2 separate regions of the Homo sapiens genome follow, and region 2 is linked to region 1. Evidence: chromatin loops called from intact Hi-C (ENCODE). Cell type or tissue: Caco-2. All regions are shown on one strand. Links, peaks and the distances in the headings refer to the core of each region. The heading gives the core; the rest is flanking DNA. Region 1 overlaps STXBP6 (syntaxin binding protein 6). Region 2 overlaps STXBP6 (syntaxin binding protein 6).

Region 1 (8,973 bases), core at 409-8,408:
CTATTATTTTTTGTTTCTTTATCAGAGAGAAACCAACTCCATGACATAAAAATAATAAATTTTTATTTAATACTACCTATACATTATCATATGCTAACATAATACATGGTTCTAAGCACTTTACAAATGTCGCTTCCTTTAATCCTACAACACACTCTCAGAGGTAGGTACTGTTACTTATCTCTATTTTACACTTGAAAAGACTGAGATAGAGAAAGGTGAAGTGACTTCTGTCTAAGGTCCTGCAGTACTATGTAGCAGCCTCAGTAGACTTTTAGCTCTCAAATATTACCCTCTTTTCCTGAGTTGCAGAGAAATGAGAGCAGACATGCCTTTCTACCTTCAATTCTAACCACCTCCCTTGTCCTCTGCCTCCTTTCTGACCACCCCCAAGTTCCAGAATAATGTGACTTGAGTTTGGAAAATAAAGTTACAGGTGTAAAACATGGCTCATTCATATGGCCCCAGGCTGGGAGTGAGGCCATTCACACAGGAGCCATTTAGGTTGAACTGTATGACCTTTGCAAGGCTGTGACCTCTAGCCCTAGGCCTCTGAGTTTGTCAGGTCACCATATGCCCCAGGTCGGTGCCTCTAAACCTTTATGTACGTGTGGTCACCTGGGTATCCTGTTGAGATACAGATTCTGGCTAGGCGCAGTGGCTCAAGCCTGTAATCCTAGCACTTTGGGAGGCCGAGGCAGGCGGATCACTTGAGGGCAATTGTTCAAGACCAGCCTGGCCAACATGGTGAAATCCTGTCTCTACTAAAAATAAAAAAAAATTAGCCGGGCATGGTGGCAGGCGCCTGTAATCCCAGCTACTCGGGAGGCTGAGGCATGAGAATTGCTCGAACCCAGGAGGCAGAGGTTGCAGTGAACTGACATCGCGCCACTGCACTCCAGCCTGGGCAACAGAGCGAGACTCCGTCTCAAAAAAAAAAAAAAAAGGATGCAGATTCTGATTCACTGGGTCTGGGGTGGGTCTTGGGATTCTGCGTTTCTGACAGCATTCCAGGAAATGAAGAGGGCTAATCCTTGGGCCAATGCTGTAGAGGAGCCAAGTCTCCGTGGGTCCAGCCTTAGTGTTCCAAGCACTTTCTTGCTTGAAGAAGGCCTAATTCCTAACCTGGGACCCAGAGAGAGACATAAGATATCCAGAGAGATATGCACCAAGAAACTGCAATTTATACAAAGACAGTCAGAAAGCAGCTGAAGACAGAATGAGAGAGAAACTAAGTAAAAGAAACTTGATGCCTCCAAAATGAAGAGTATGCCTCATTTCCATATGTGAACTGAAAAGCTCTCCACTTTTGAAATAAAGGCTTACTATAGAGCAGCCCTGGTAATAGAACTACAAGACTTATAATAACTTCCTGTTTGAGTTGAAATGAAAACTCATAAAGAATCTATGCTATTAACCCCCTAATTTATACTTTTGTATTCTTTTATGTTGTATTTTGTATTTTATGTTGGACTTCTTTTTTAAAATTTTGTATTTATTTTTAATTGAAAAATAATTGTGTATACTTATTGTTGTACAACATGATGTTTTGATATATGTATATGTTGTAGAATGACTAAATCAAGCTAGTTAACATATGCATTACCTCCTATACTTATCATTTATTTGTGGTGAGAACATTTAAAATCTACTCTGTTAGCAATTTTGAAGTATAGAATACACTATGTCAACTATAATCATGGTGTTGTACAGTAGGTCTAAATGTATTCATTTCTCCTATCTAACTGAAAATTTGTATCTTTTGACCAACATCTCCCTGGTCCCTCCATCTCCTCCCCTGGTAACTACCATTATTTTTTTTTCTTTTTTTTAAAAAAAAGCTTTTAGTTTCGAGGGTACACGTGTAGGTTTGTTATATAGATAAACACAAGTCATGGGACTGTGTTGTACAGATTATTTTGTCGTCCACGTACTAAGCCTAGTGCCCAATAGTTATTTTTTCTGCTCTTCTCCCTCCTCCTACCCTCTGCCATCAAGTTGGCCTAATGTCTATTGTTCCCTTCTTTGTAACAACCACTCTAATCTCTGCTTCTAAGGGTTCCTATGTCTGACTTCTTTCCCTTGATTTTGTGAGATTCATCCACGTTGTGTATGCAGCAGTAGTTTATTTATTTTCATTATTGGATAGTATTCCTTTGTGTGAACATAAATTGCTGATGGCAGATGTTTGAATTGTTTCCAGTTTTTGAGTATTATGAATAATGCTGTTGTGAACATTTATGTGTATGTCTTTTGATGAACATGGGTTTGCTTTTCTGATGGTGGGTGTGTGTCTACAACTGCTGATTTCTAAGATGTGAATATGTTCAGCTTTAGTGAGTACAGCCAGTTCTCCAGTGTGGCTCTTCACACTCCTATCAGGTATGAATAAGAGTTCCATTGTTCCACATTCTTTGCCAACACTTAGTTTGATAAGTCATTTTCATTTTAGCCATTCTGATGTTTGTATGGGGGTCTGTCATTATGATTTTAGCTTGTCTTTCGCTTATCACCATTTGAAGTTTAGTATCTTTCCGTGCCTCTTGTTTATGTTTCAGTTGTGTGTGTGAGTGTGTGTGTGTGTGTTCGTATTTTTAAAAACACAATGAAAGTTCCACAGAACATTGGTAAAAAGTCTTGAAATCTGTAGTCATGGGGGTTACCTGTCACTGATATCTGATTTTATCCTCAAATGTTTCTGGGGAAGGAGGACATGAAGTGGTATATAGAGGTATAAAACCCTTTAGCAAGGAAACTTGCTGAAAAGTTGGAGCCAGCATAGATGGCCCAGGGCAATTGTAAAGTCAGAGACCACTTGAAAGTGTAAAACCATTTGATCTCCAGATGAGTTTGCCTTTTGTAGAAGTCCCTCTGGAAGATAGTAAACCACCTTAAAAAGTATTGCTGAAAACATTTTTTGGAATTGCTCTAAACATACATACTTTTGAATACTTTAGGTGGTTTTAAAATGACCTTTGAGCATGTACAGTGATTTTGGGAAATAGCAAGACTTCTCAGAGCCCAGTCCCACTGGAAGGAAGGACTAATGCCATGGGTGACAGACAAACAAAAAACCCTAAGCATTATTTATAACACTTGCCTGTAAAGGAATGCAACTTCCTTTCTTGAGTGAAGACTGAAGACATTAGCAGGGAGGGAGAAGATGCCATTTGAATGATGTCTTTTAATCTGTTTTGAGTATTATCATTATACAGGTGAAAAGTCAGGTTTAGAGAGCAAAAGAGAACATGATTTAAAAGTCAAACCTTACTGTCTTGCCTTTTCCTTTCCCTACCCTGCCTCTCCTCTGACAAGTGTTGGAGGAATTAACAAAACTCTGTTGCAGCCAGAAAAACAAGTGCTGATAGTGAAGTTCTGGTTTCCATTCCTGTCCTATTTCAGAGTCCCAGGAGCTCTCCGGGCCTCTGTCAAATGGGGCTCTGTGGAGACAGGAGTCCTAGGTGGCCTGTGTCAGGCTTCAGGACACTCCTGTTTCCCAAACCTGGTTCCTGCGGTCCTGCTGATCTTTGGAGCTCTTCAGGGCCTTTCAGGGTCCTGCCACATTCTGCCAGGACTGTCTTACTGTAGGCTTTGCTGTGTCTGCTCCTTTTTCTTCCTGACTGGCAAATAGTTACCCAGAAAATACTTTAAAGATATGCTGATGAATAATGTCACTGTTGGAAATATATTCCGTGTATATTCCGTGTAAAAAGCAGGTCTTTTTCAGGGTGGATACTTACATAAAATCTGACCAGTAGAGGAAGGGTATAGCTGATTTCTTTTTTTTTTTTTTTTTTTTGAGACGGAGTCTTGCTCTGTCGCCCAGGCTGGAGTGCTGTGGCGCCATCTTGGCTCACTGCAAGCTCCGCCTCCTGGGTTCACGCCATTCTCCTACCTCAGCCTCCTGAGTAGCTGGGACTACAGGCGCCTGCCACCACGCCCGGCTAATTTTTTGTATATTTTTAGTAGAGACGGGGTTTCACTCTGTTAGCCAGGATGGTCTCGATCTCCTGACTTCACGATCGGCCCGCCTCAGCCTCCCAGAGTGCTATGATTACAGGCGTGAGCCACCGTGCCGGGCCAGCTGATTTCTTTAATGTTCATTTATTGCTGAACTTAAAATCTCCTATTAGTTTTCCCCAAGACCCAGTGGGTTAATGTTCTTTTGTGTACAGTAAAGACTTTCAGAAATTTTTCCTGAAAGGAATGCCCTGGGCAGGTAGCTTTCAGATAGACAGTGGGGCATTTGGCTGCCCCAAGGGTCCGGAAGAAAGACATATGTGCTTGGCCATCCCAGAGACCTGTTCTCACCCTTTTGGGATCATGGACCCCACCACACTAGCCCTCTTCCACTGACACTGGGAATATTATCTATAAGCTGAGGATGTAGAAAGCTGCAATCCACAACCTGTATTTTTTTTTTTTTTTTTTTTTTTTTTTGATGGAGTCTTGCTCTGTTGCCTAGGCTGGAGTGCAGTGGCACAATCTCGGCTCACTGTAACCTCCGTCTCCCGGGTTCAAGTGTTCTCCCGTCTCAGCCTCCTGAGTAGCTGGGATTATAGGCACACGCCACCATGTCTGGCTACTTTTTGTATTTTTTGTAGAGACGGGGTTTCACCATGTTGTCTGGGCTGGTCTCGAACCCCTGACCTCAGGTGATCCACCCACCTCAGTCTCCCAAAGTGCTGGGATTACAGGCGTGAGCCACCGTGCCCAGCCCACAACCTGTTTTTCTGGCTCAAAGTAGTAGCAAAGAAACCTCTGTGTTTCTCCTGCGACTACATAGAAGAATGCTTTCTTCATTTGGTAGTTTCTTTATTTTTAACACCTATAATCCTGCACAGTCTTGGTTTTTACTGCAGAGTACTTGGCCGTGGGTAACCAGATTGCTAAATTTCCTATACAGATTATAATTTTATTTTGTTCATTTTCACATAGTTTTCCCTGGATAAAATGAGGTAGCTGAGAAAAAAAAAATTCTGAGGACATTTTAATGAAAACTTCCTCTGGTAAGATATTCATTTTTATGCCACATTTAATTCCTGTAAAGAATTCCAGGTGTCACTAAGAAGCAGTTGAACCCAGTGGCTGTGAATATCTGGCGATCTAAACTCATTTTCTTATCAGATTATATTGTCCTATACACCTGTGTAGGTTGTATATGTCAGATCTGGACTTGGCTGGTGGACGTTTGAACTTATTGACTTCCTGCCAAAAGAAAGAAACGTATAAATGGTGCTTTGTACTTTGAATTTCATGGTGTCCTGAGTAAACACAAAATATACATTGTGACAGGAGGAGTAAAGGACCGCCCACATCCTTATTTTTTGAGTGGGTGTAGCTAATGATTAGTTCCTGGATATGTAACTAGGATGTAGGTCAGGTCCCATTGTCATCTGCAGCAGAGGTACAGTAAGCACTGCCTCCCTATAGATGGCTGTGTTATCTCACAGGTACAACTGTCTAAAGTTCTTTCTATGAGAATTTTTTTTTTTTTTTTTTGGAGACAGAGTCTCACTCTTGTCACCCAAGCTGGAGTGCAATGGTGCGATCTTGGCTCACTGCAACATCCGCCTCCTGGGTTCAAGTGATTCTCCTGCCTCACCCTCCCGAGTAGCTGGGATTATAGGTGCACGCCTCCATTCCCAACTAATTTTTGTATTTGTAGTAGAGACGGGGTTTTACCATGTTGGCCAGGCAAGTCTCAAACTCCTGACTTCGGGTGATCTGCCCCCCTTGGCCTCCCAAAGTGCTGGGATTATAGGTGTGAGCCACCACACCCGGCCAAGAAGTTTTCTAAGAAGTTTTTAATAAGCTTCTTGGTTTAGGAATAAGGAGCTCACTTCAGTGAATATCTGAGGCTTCCTCTATGTGATATTGATTAAAATATTAATAGCTGTGCATATGTAGTGTGCTGGACACTGTGCTAAGGACATTTTGTGGATTCTTTCAACTCTTTTAATTAGGTGCCGTTACTAGCCCTGTTTTACAGAGTCAGAAACCAAGGCTCAGAGAAGTTGTCCTTTGGTCCCAGGGTCACACATCCCATCCATGTGACTCCTAAGTTCAGGCTCTTGACCACTGCACTGTGCTGTACTGAGGCAGTGCGTGACTAGAGGGTATGGTCAGAACCTGGGGCCATTCTTGAGAAACTGGATTTCAAAAGAAAGAAGATCAGACGTTAATTAATAAGAAGTGCATCAGTATGAGCGACTGCATTTTAAATATGCTCAGCTTACGTGAGGGATGGGGAAATTGTAGCAGATTTTGAGAAGAAACTGGGTTTTGAAGGAGAGAAATGCCATTGACATTTAAAGGAGGGGAAAGATATTCAGCTTCATGTAAGGATGATGACCTACATCATGGAAAGGCCTCCACAGAGGGATATGGTTCTTGTGTGGGGGTGTTAGGGGTCAAGTTTACCTGGAACAACTCTTTCAGTAGGTTTAGTTGGTTTTTCTTTCAGTAAGTGTTTGGGTATTATTACCGGTACCTCCTTCCCCTACCTTTATCAAAAGCAAACATACAGGGCCAAGCTTCTATGCAGCACCCTACTTCTTTCCTTGTCCGTTTCATGTCCAGGCTTGGAACAGGAGAAAGGACAGACAAAGATATTATAGTTTCTCTCCCCTTCCTCAAATAGATGCTGTGTCATAGTGCTATTTTGGGGTGAAGGGACCCCAGGAAATTCCTGGTTTAAAATCCTGCAGGGCCATATACCTGCATTTTCTCAGGCACTTTTTTCATTTTGTTTTGTGTTAAACTTAGATCTCTGTCTTTTCATTCATTCAGCAAAAGAGTCTACGTGTGTAACCGATTTTCATGGTGAGCAAAATCAGACAAGGTTTCTGCTTTTATAGAATGTTTTTAAAGGAGCTAAACTAATTGCATAAAATGTTACATGACAACTGTTGTAAGTGCTCCAGGGGGGTACATGTTTGAGGGAGTTTGGCCTAGTCAAATAAATTAGGGCAGTTTCCTAAGGAAGTCATGATGAGCTGAGATCTGAAGGATAAGTAGAGTTAAAGAGGGAGGGAGATGGCATTATGGAGGTGATGGAATGTGCAAAGGCCCTGAGGTAGGAAGGACCTTGGTATGAGCAAGGGGCAGAAGCCCTCTATGGCTGGAAGTGGAGGATAATGGGTATGAGAAAGTATTTTCTCAAGAGTCACCAGTGTTCCTAACATGGATTTGAAGTGATTAGATTGACAAGATTCATGTTTTTTGCAATAAAGGAAGTGGATGAATTGATTGTGGAAGTCCAAGAGAAGATACGGTGGACCAGTTTAGAAGTTTTTGCAGTAGTTTAGGAAGAAATGATGATAGTCTGACCAGGGTGGTAAAGATGGAGCGAACCGGGTGGAGGTATGGAGAAATAGAAAGAAGTGATATGACTGGATGTGGTAATGGGTTGAAAGTACAGGGTGAGAAACAGGGAGATGCCAGAGTTGGCTCTTCAGTCTCTAGCTTGCATGACTGTGTGATGGTGGTGTCATTGCATGGACCGTCATGCCTCCCCAGGTAGACTATAGTCAAGATCTTTTTCCAATTGAAGTTTGAATCCTCACAGTATTACTTATAATAGCCACTCATGTACCTTTTGTTTGATGGATTAGAACAGGAGGAGTTTCTTTAGAAAAGTGGTGTGTGTGCTTGGTGGGAAACAGCAGTTAGTGTACCAATGAGTGTGGCTGGGGCAAGAGAAAAGATTCATAGTTGTAGTACAACCCCCAATGCATTTCATCATATAGAGATGTGCCTGCAATTTTCAGGAAGCACTTACAAGTTATTTTGAACTTCTCAGCACTTAGAAATGTGTCTTTTTCCCTTTATGCTAGACTCAACCCTTCTGATCCTCTGTTTATCTATCTGTATGATGAGCCTAGTAACACTAACCTTCTGAGGTGTCTGTGAGGGTTATGTATTTGGTAACTTTGTGAAATGTGAAGGATTTTACATTGATCGAGGGACTCTGTGAAATCTGTTCTTATGTTCTCCTGTTGTCCTCCCCACCACTAGTGGGAGCTGCTGCTCAGAGGGCATAGGCCCTGTGGTGACAGTTGGCTCTTGGTAGGTGAGGCTTCCCCGGACGGGTTGAGTGCTCCTGCTTAGGTAAATGCCTGTGTTTCTTTTTTCCACTCGATCCTTCCATAAAGTGATTGAATCAGTGGATGAGTTTTTGGTTAATGTGACTGAGGACTGGGGGAGAGATGAGTTAAAGATAGGTTAGATCTAGTTTCTTTTTTATTTGAGATTGTTTTACATTTCAGGCCTTGGGGTGCTCAAGTCACAACCCCAGGGCTGAGTGTGGACTGAGGACAAATGTTGTCTTGATCTTGATCCTCTGTGTCGAGCGATGTCGGATGATGGAACTCACCACCAACCTTAAAACCAGAGAGAGGCTAGTTCCAGTGTGGTGATAGTCCTGGGGATCAGTACTGCTGCAGTGCTTTCTCTCTGCAGAATAGAATGCCTTCGCGGTGTTGGAGACCATGCGCAAAGTGGCTGGTCAGTCTGTTTTCCTCCTGTGTGCCTCTGTTGTCTTTATTAAGGTTTTATATTTCAAGCCTCTTTATTTTTTCCATCTCTGTCACTTCAAACTTTCTATCTTCCTGTCTGTATTTCTTTCTGTATTTACCACCATATTTCTTCTGTATTTTCCACTCCCCACCTTCTCTTGGAATTCAGTGATACTATTGTCCATTTCTTCCTTTAGTTGGAAGCAGGGCATTTCTTAGGCTCTTCGTTGGGGTCCAAGAGTGACCTCGGGATATTTCTGCTCTGCTGTGCTGGTCTGTTGTCCTAAGCATGCTGTTGATAAACATGTTACTGTCTTAAAATAACTAGAGATGGTGGGCAATAATAGCATGTGCCAAATTATCTTCATTTGTCCTGTGCATTAGGATATATAGAACTGAGCAAAAAAAAAAAAAAAAATTGCTTGGGAGATACATACAGCCATTCTTCAAAAAT
Region 2 (8,973 bases), core at 394-8,393, 130 kb after region 1:
CCAAAGAACTCTTCTGGTTTTTCTAAGCTATGTGCTCTGCTGCAGATGTGGCTGCTGGGAAAAGGGTGATAATAGAATAAAGGTTTGGAACACTCTGAGAAATGGAATGAGGCATTCACTGTGGTTGTGTAAAGGAATTGCCAAGCAGCACTGCCAGGCAAATGACTGACTGTTGGGCTGTTAGAGAGGACACTCAGGCGTTAGATATAAATTGGTCTGGATGACTGCCAAGGTGCTTTCCAACTTTGAGAAGCTGGTATCTATAGTGGAGACATCGTCCTGCTTGGTTTCTTTCTTTCTTTCTTTCTTTCTTTGGACATCCTCCTGCTTGATTTCTTTCTTTGGACATCCTCCTGCTTGGTTTCTTTCTTTCCTTCCTTTCCTTCTTCTTCCTTTCCTTTCTTTCCTTTCTCTCTCTCTCTCTCTCTTCTTTCTTTCCCTTCTTTCCCTTCCTTCGTTCCTTCTTTGAGGCAGGGTCTTGTTCTATTGTCCAGGCTGGAGTGCAGTAGCACAAACATGGCTTGCTGCAGCCTTGACCTCCCGGGCTCAAATGATCCTCCTGCCTCAGTCTCCTGAGTAGCTGGGACCATGGGTATGTGCCAGTATGCCTGGATAATTTTTTTTTGTTTTTTGTTTGTTTTTGTAGAGACAAAGTCTCACTATGTTGCCCAGGTTGGTCTCAAAGTCCTGGGCTCAAGTGATCCTCTCACCTTGGCATCCCAAAGTGCTGGGGTTACAGGTGTGAGCCAATGCACCTAGCCTGTTTTCTTAATTATGAAATAGTTCAAACCTATAGAAAAGCATATCGAGCTTTAATGTTTTGCTAGATTTCTTCCTTCTCTCTCTTTTAATGTTACAGATAACAGCTAAAACCATACCACCACCGTTCCATTCTTTTCCCTTCTTTTCTCCTCACAAGTGGCCACTGGGTTGTTTAGGAACACTTTGTCTGTTAGAGGCTCCTCTGTTGTGAGGTGTTTTGTTTTTACTCTCTGACATTTTCACAGCCATAGCAATTCTGCGTGGTAGTGGTTGTTTTAACATCTCTGATATTAGCAGTAGAGTTAGAAGTAGAAGATTTGAGGGCTTTGCTAGGATTTATCTTGTTAAACTTAGGTCTTAGTAGCTAATTATCATATACATACATGTGTTTTCTAGTCCTGTGACCTGCTAGGCTATGTAACATTGTGAGTTGCAAAGTTCATCCTGCTTAAAGATATTGATTTTAAGACCGAGCATACCATACCTAACCTCTCTTATGGTAGACAGTCCCAGAAGGGACTAGAAGATGATAATCACAATACATTTATTCATGTAAGTGGTGTGTTCCATTTTTCATCCATTTATTAGATGATTGTTTAAAGGGTATGCTCTGTGTCAGTCACTGCAGCAGGCTGCAGGGATACCAGGCAATGAACAACAAAGGCAAAAACTCTGGCTTTAATGAAATTTGTAATCCAATTGTGAGGAGACAAATACATCAAATGGAGAAGAAATATGTTAACTAACTATAAAACAACATAGATGAAAAAGGAGTGTAGATTGGGGGCAGGGTTGCTGTTTTACTGAGAGTAGTCAGTGAAGGCCCCTCTAACATGGGGCCATGTGAGCAGTGGCATGAAGCAAGTGAGAGGCAAGCTGTGGATATCAAGAGAAGAGCAAGCACAGGTCCTGAAGCGGGCGTGTGCTTCACCTGAGGAGAGCTGTGAGGCCAGTGTGGATGGGTGCGGTGACCTGGGACAAGTGGTAGGAGGTGTGATCAGAGGTCTCAACTGCTCCTTAAAACAATCCTGTGGTAGAGCTGAGCAGATGTGATTATACCTATTTTTACACATGAGGAAACTACGGCCCAAATTAAGGTGACTCACTCAAGGTCATACTTGCTAGTTGGTGGCAGGGCCAGGTCTAGCATATCTCCTAGATTCCGGAGCATTGTACTTACCAGGTATGATAAATTTTATTTTAGTTTTTGACAGAGTCTTTCTCTGTTACCCAGGCTAGAGTTCAGTGGTGTCATCAGCTACTACACCACTGAACTTTAGCCTGGGTAGCAGAGCAAGACTGTCAAAAAAAAAAAATTCTCATATCTGGTAAGTACAATGCTCTGGAATCCAGGATACATGCTAGATCTGGCCCTGCCACCAACTAGCCGCCACACCTAGCTGATTTTTTTCTTCTATTTTTTTGTACAGTTGGGGTTTCACCATGTTGCCCAGGCTGGACTTGAACTCTTGGACTCAAGCAATCCACCTGCCTTGCCTTCCTACAGTGCTGGGATTACAGGCACGAACCACCATGCCCCACCTTAACAGTTTTATTTTCTAAAGTGCTAGGACTGAGAAGAACAGACTTTAGTCTTACTTTATAATTGATTCTTTGACCAAATTGCAGTTAATCCCTGGACATTAGTTCCCACATCTGTAAAATAAGGGGAAAATATCTAGGTTGTTGTGAGAACCACAGAGGCTCATGTGGATTGGCTGGTGTGAACTGGAAAGCGCTCCACGCATGACGTGCTGCTGGGGCTGGAGTGCCCCTGTGAAAGGGGTTCTGACTCGCAAACCTAAAGTTTGTAAGTTGACCTTATTCAAGGGCAGGCTTATGTGCCAATGTGTAGCACCTTTGATTCTATAGATGTTCATATTCTGATCTTTCAAGAATGCTGAAGGTAAAGTCAAATGCAGATTCGAACAAATTTAGAAATACGTCAGTGACTCTGTGTCTTCTTTCCTGCTTATCCCTAAAGATAACACAGAAATGTAAATATGGTTTGATGTATTTAGCTGGCACAAATTTTACTACTGTGTATTTTACCTATTTCTATTTTCAGTGCATTTTTCTTTTGTAGTTTCTTCTCTTCTTTAATGTTCTGCCAAATCCCATTAACTTGTCCTTGAGCTGTGTAATCTAGAGTTTAGCTGCTGGTGGGTGATGGGGTTTGCCTGATGTGGAACCTGACCACAAGGAATAACCAGCCTTTTTTGTGAATGCTGCAGCTCAGCCGAGCCTCTGACTGCTTGAGGGCTGTTGGAGCTCCTGAAAGCTGCTGCTAGTCTGGTGTTCCTGGAGCAACACAAGCCTTATGAGGAAATTGGGACAAGTTTCGGTTCTGTTTTGGTCTCAGTTGTAGGGGAAGGACCATTTGTGGAGGAAGACCTGAGAAAGAGCTTTCCAGGCAGATGGGACAAAAAGCACAAAATGTTTGATGCAATTGAGGAACCAAAGAAAGGTCAGCATGTCTAGAGCACAGTGGACGTGGAGAAGAAACAAGATTGAAGGGGTAGTGGGCCCAGACCCTATAAGGCCTTGTCAACAGCCATGATCTGGAGCTTCTATACACATTGTAGTACATGGGAGGCAGTTTTTAAGCAAAGACATGCCATGGTATGTTTTACATTCTGGCTCTTATGAAAGCAAATGGGATCAGCGTGTATACCACTTAGGAGGCTTGTGCAGAGGTCCAGTGGCAATGTGATGGTGTCTTGGGCCAAGTGAAAGCACAGAAGTGGGGACCAGTGTTGTATTCAGGATATATGTAGAGCGCTAAGTAGTGCTAAAAGATAGAGTTGGGTAAGATGGTAAGGAAAATAATGAAATCAAGGATAATTTCTAGGTCTTCAGTGTACCCAGCTGAGTGGTGATACTATTTATTGTAAAGACGAAAGACTTAAGGAGGTGTGGATTAGCAAAGACTAGGAGACAGAGGAGGTAGCAAATCATTGATGCTGTTAGGCCATGTTATCTTGAGAGGCCTGTTACAGACACCCAAATGGGGTCATTGCTTAGGGGTTGCAACCTGGAACTCAGGGAGTTGCTGTGGGCGTGAGATACAGATTTGGGGTTCCTTAGCTTTGAAGTGGTGTTTGAAGTGATGCTCTGGATGGTTAAGATGACCCAGGAAGAAAGTGTAGCCAAGACAGAGACCTGGGATGCTCAACATTTAGCAATCTAAGAGAGGAGGAGGAGCACCTTGCAGAGGAAATGGAAAACAAGGGTTTGGTTAAAAAAAAAAGGAAAAAAAACTTTTAAAAAGAGGAACTAATATCAGTGTCTCTTTCATGGACAGAATGTTATCAACATTGTCCCTTCAAATACAAGTAGAATTCAGTGTAACTACTTGTTATAAGATTTTTTTAAATGCTTATTAAAAGGCTATATATTTTTATTCTTAAGAAATTAAATCTGTGAGTAATCAGCCACAAAAGAAGAAAATAAATTAAAAAGTATGGAAAAGAAGAGAAGCCACATAAAATTCAAAGACTCTCTCATGGCAATTCTGATTTCAAAATGCTAACATGTTGGTGTGTTTTTCCAATCTTTTCTAATACCCATAAGACATTTTTATATAATTGAGGTGATATATAGACAACTGTGTACTTTAATAATGCTCTTTTAATGCTCTTTGCACTGTACATTATAATGGAAGCAATTTCCCCTTTTATAAATTTCTAAATAAAAATTTCATACCTGCATGTATATCCTTTCACTTGTTTATTTTTTATTGACACATAATGACTATATAGATTTCTGGGGTATGTGTTATATTGATGCCTGTGTACAATATGTAATGATTAAATCCGAGTAATTAGGATATGCATCACCTCCAGCATTTATTATTCGTGTTGAGAACATCACAAATTTTTTCTTCTAGCTATTTTGAAATATACATAAATTATTGACATCTATAGTCACCCTATTGTTTATAAAACACTAGAACATATTCCTTCCAACTGTATTTTTGTACTCATAACCAACTCTTATTCTTCTTTATTCCCCTTTTCCCCCTACACTTCCCAGCTTTTGTTAACCACAATTTTACTTTCTACCTCCATGAGATCCACTTTTTTTTAGTTCCCACATACGAATGATAGTACTGTTTGTATATTTCTAAACTTGTTTTTTAAATGCTTCCAAATCTGTATCTTTATTGTTCATTGAGTAGTTTCTGCTTTCTTTGTTTTTCCTCTTAGAGGGCATAGTGAAGTAGACAACTCATCTCCTTGACCTGATATTTTCCTACTACATCAATTTACTATACAGAAAAAGTAAAAAGTCAACTGCCAGCTTAGAAATTTGACTTAGCAATATTGCCGGTAGTGAGGGAACCACTTGATATGGACAACTTGCAATTCAGCACTATCCTTCATTTTCCTTCAGCTTTAAATGAAAATTTGTTATGCATGTCGCATTCTCAGGTTAGATTTCATAACAAAACAATCCTTTAAAATATCTCAGTCAAATGAGTTTAAAAATAACAGTTTTCTTTAAAGGAACATTGCTAAAATATACAGTACTCTGCATTTGAAATTCCCCAAACATAGGAAGCTAAATATATTTTCTGCACACAGATGATCATCATCAATGTCAGTTGAGACAGTGACTATTTCTGGCCTATTGATTGAATTGAACTATATAAAAAATTATTAAAATGGCCTCGTATAAAAGACTTAAGTAAAATGCATGCCATACACCTATCTGAGTTTTAAATTTTTTTGCATTGTAGAATATCATTAATATGTCTTTAACCCTGCATATTTTTAGCCTATAGGGTAAATTTATATGTAAATTGAAAAGTAACACATAATATCATTCATTTTGTAGTAGTAAGGCTTGGATTGAGAAAAAATAGAGAGCATTCTAAGACCCTTTTAAAAAATTAAGGGATGAAAATGATTTTTAAAAAACCTAATTATTTGGATGGGAAACAAATATTTAATCAAGATGCATTGACCTAGGGAAATTAAATCATTAACAAATGATAACAATTAGAGATGTTTGATTGAGTATTCTATGTGTATTCCTGCATGTCTTTTTTTCTACTCAAAGTTTGTACCCTCAGGTTTCTATAACTACTACTTATTACAATGGATAAGATGATTTCTGTGGCCCACAATTTATCTCCCATTATATCTTGACACCATATTCTGTAAAAGATGTGCATGCAGGTGCACAGGTGTGGAAGGGAAAAGTTCTGTGAGCTTCAACTACAAGTACATCCTATCTTGGTCTTACATTGTGTATCCCTGGAAGGTTTTGTTTAGGTAGGAACTGACACATAAAATGTCTTATGTATTCATTTGTTGAAGTAAATGAAAGACAGCATTTTAGAAATGAAGGTGAGTCCAGCTTAGAGAGGATTGTACAATATGCAGAACTGGATCGAGACAACTAACCTCATGGTCCTCTTCCTCCTTTGGCAGTTTTTGCTACATAGGTCACAGAGCCACAGATTGCATGTTATTTTTAGGTCTGAATAGCAGGCTTCCTATAGATTCCCAAGGTTTTCTTTGTTAGACAGGCAGGAATAGGAGAGCAAAGGACCAGAATCTGAGGGTGAAGAGTGCGCAGAAAGACCCAAATTCAACAAACATTTTAAACATCTGCTGCATTCCAGGCACTTTGCAACAACTTTCTCATGTTCCTCCTAAATAACAATATAACACTCCTGTAAGTAGGTATTACAAGCCTATTTTACTGATGAGCAAACTGAAGTTTTGATGATGTACACAACCTGACCTGAGGGTATCTTGTGTAAAGGCCATCCTGAGATTTGAACTGAAGTCTCTTAACATTTAAGACATGATAGGGACTTTGGAATAAACAGCCCAAAAGCATGGATAAGTCTGAATGAATCCTATTTGAGATGGTTCTATCCTGTCCCTCTTCTGGTCTCCAGTGAAAAACTTATACAAACCATGGAAGATTCAAATAAAACAGAATTTTCTATTTGGAAAGGATACCTATATATATGAGAAACTTAGATACAAAGAGATTAAATTATTTACCCAAGGCCACATTGTCACTAGTAGCAAACCCAAGTCCTGAACTCTCATCCTGGGGTCTTTCAACATCCTTTCTAATAACCAATATTTGAATGAGATGGTAATTTTCTAATCAAATCTAATTTTCTCTAATCAAATAGAACTGCTTTGAATGCTGTATTCATCTGCTACGGCTGCCATATCCAGAATACCACAGATTGGATGGCTTAAACAACAGAAATTTTTCTTCCAGTTCTGGAGGCTGGAAGTCCAAGGTCAGGGTGCTGGTGGGGATGATTTCTAGAGGACTTTCTTCCTGGCTTGTAGACTGCTGCCTTTGTGCTGTGTCCTCACATGCCCTTTCCTCTGTGGTCATGCACTCCTGGTATCTTTCCCTCCTCTTACAAGGATATCATTCCTATTGGATTAGGACCCCATCCTTATGGACCTCAATTAATATTACCTTTTTAAAGGCCCTATCTCCAAATGCGGTCACATTGGATGCTAAAGCTTCAAAGGCTGAATTTTTGGGGGGACACACTTTAGTCCAGAACAGATATATAATAGGTATTAGGTTGGCGCAAAAGTAATTGCGGGTTCGCCATTAAAAGTAATATTCTACAAAAAAATAATTTCCTAGAACTATACCCGTTACTTTTAATGGCAGAACCCAGAGTTACTTTTGCACCAACCTAATATATTAGAACATTGGTTCCCTGTCAACGTAGATGGGGTAATTGACTTAACCGCGTAGATATGAAGTTGTGGCTGGATGTATTCACCTATATTATTCACATAAAATCTGTAAAATGACTTTGGGACTGTGCTTGAATTGGAGATGTGGGATTCGGGGAAGATAACTTTACTTCAGTTTCTTACTTGTTTTGGTTCTCATATGAGCGAGTGACAAGGCCACTCACAAGAGCGATGTTCCTGATGCCAAACCTCTGACATCTTTGCCTATACCCTGAAGCCAGCCCTTGAGTTGTGTGACTGAATGTCATCATTCTTGCTCCAAAGGGACTATACCAAAACCTGTCCAGGTTTGGTCAGCCAAACTCTTAAAATGTAGCAAAGAAAATGAAGATTTGGTCAGGATGGGAAGGAGGAGCAGAATCAGAAAGATAAAACTAGTGTATACACGTAGATGCCCTTTCACAAGAACGCTCACTTAATCCCAGCAAATATTCTGTGATGTAAGTAATATCCCTATTTTTATAGATGAGAAAATTGAAACTCAGTACTGTTATGTAATTTGTACAGGTTTTTAACTGGAGTGAATGGTGAAGTTTTGCTTTAAACTGGGTTTTTAAGTTCATATTCTTTTTTATCCATCTGTGTTAGATCCCTAAGTTATAAATAACAAAATATAGCATTATTTTGTAGATTATTTTTTGACAATGGCAAAATGTCACTTGGATATTCTGGCTGTCTCTATGTGAACTGTTAGGCATTTTAAAATGTGGAGTTTCAGTTATGTACCAGTTGTGACTCATCCCACAAATATTTATTAAGAACTTTGTTTAAGGGACTGTTAGGCAGTACTAAAAAAATCAAGATGAACACTGTTCTTAAGTGGCTTACACTATAGAAGAGAGAAAATATAAAGTTAAATACATGTAATGTAAAGCAGTAAGTGACAAGGGCCATCAGAGAGACAATGACCAAGTACTTGGGCAGTTAAAGAAGAGAAGGCTTTTAGACAGGAGCTCAAACACCTAACCATGCCTGTGTGATCTTGATTCTCAGAGTACATCATCCAGCATATGCTCACCACTGTCTCAATGAAACAAACAAACAAACAAACAAAACAGAGAATAATCAAATCAAAAGCAAACACCAAAAATGCGAGCTCTAACAAATCCAGAAATTTCACTGCAAAGCCTCAAGCACATGTGATAATTCAGAGGAATTCAATAAAGAAATCTTGGTTAGTAAAAGATTTTTTAATCCTCTGCTAAATGATCACAAGTTGCTTGTTGTGAGCTACTTCTCTGTGTGATTAGTACTTGTCTTTCATAGATCCACCAGTCTTCAAATGAAGTGTGAAATCTTATTCAAAGATAAATATATTGCAAAATATTTTAAATAACTCATTATAGTCCTTGGTAAAATTCTATGGATCACCTGTTGTATATAGAGATTTAACCCAAGGCCTGCCACTACTCTGGTATTTATACAAAGAGCCATTGGAATGACCTATGAACAGAAA

The links. A loop is a pair of places that touch in the nucleus more often than their neighbours do. Peaks named below come from ENCODE experiments on the same cell type or tissue, not always from the same donor. Only the 100,000 strongest peaks of a DNase experiment are listed, where the experiment ranks them.
Region 2: it touches region 1 in a loop (3-fold over the local background); 5 of 110 quality-filtered maps call a loop at or near these places.

Annotation. Positions count from the first base shown.
Region 1 is chr14:25,031,682-25,040,654 of GRCh38, reverse strand. All of the region lies in intron 1 of STXBP6 (syntaxin binding protein 6), which reads left to right. Among named protein-coding and RNA genes, the nearest start is that of STXBP6, 14 kb to the left of the region's middle. In Caco-2, for the core only: a CTCF peak has its summit at 8,031; DNase peaks (open chromatin) are centred at 5,314 and 8,044; H3K4me3 peaks cover 315 bases.
Region 2 is chr14:24,902,831-24,911,803 of GRCh38, reverse strand. The region is part of intron 2 of STXBP6 (syntaxin binding protein 6); the gene reads left to right. Among named protein-coding and RNA genes, the nearest start is that of STXBP6, 140 kb to the left of the region's middle. In Caco-2, for the core only: no CTCF peak of the experiment used is centred there; no DNase peak of the experiment used is centred there.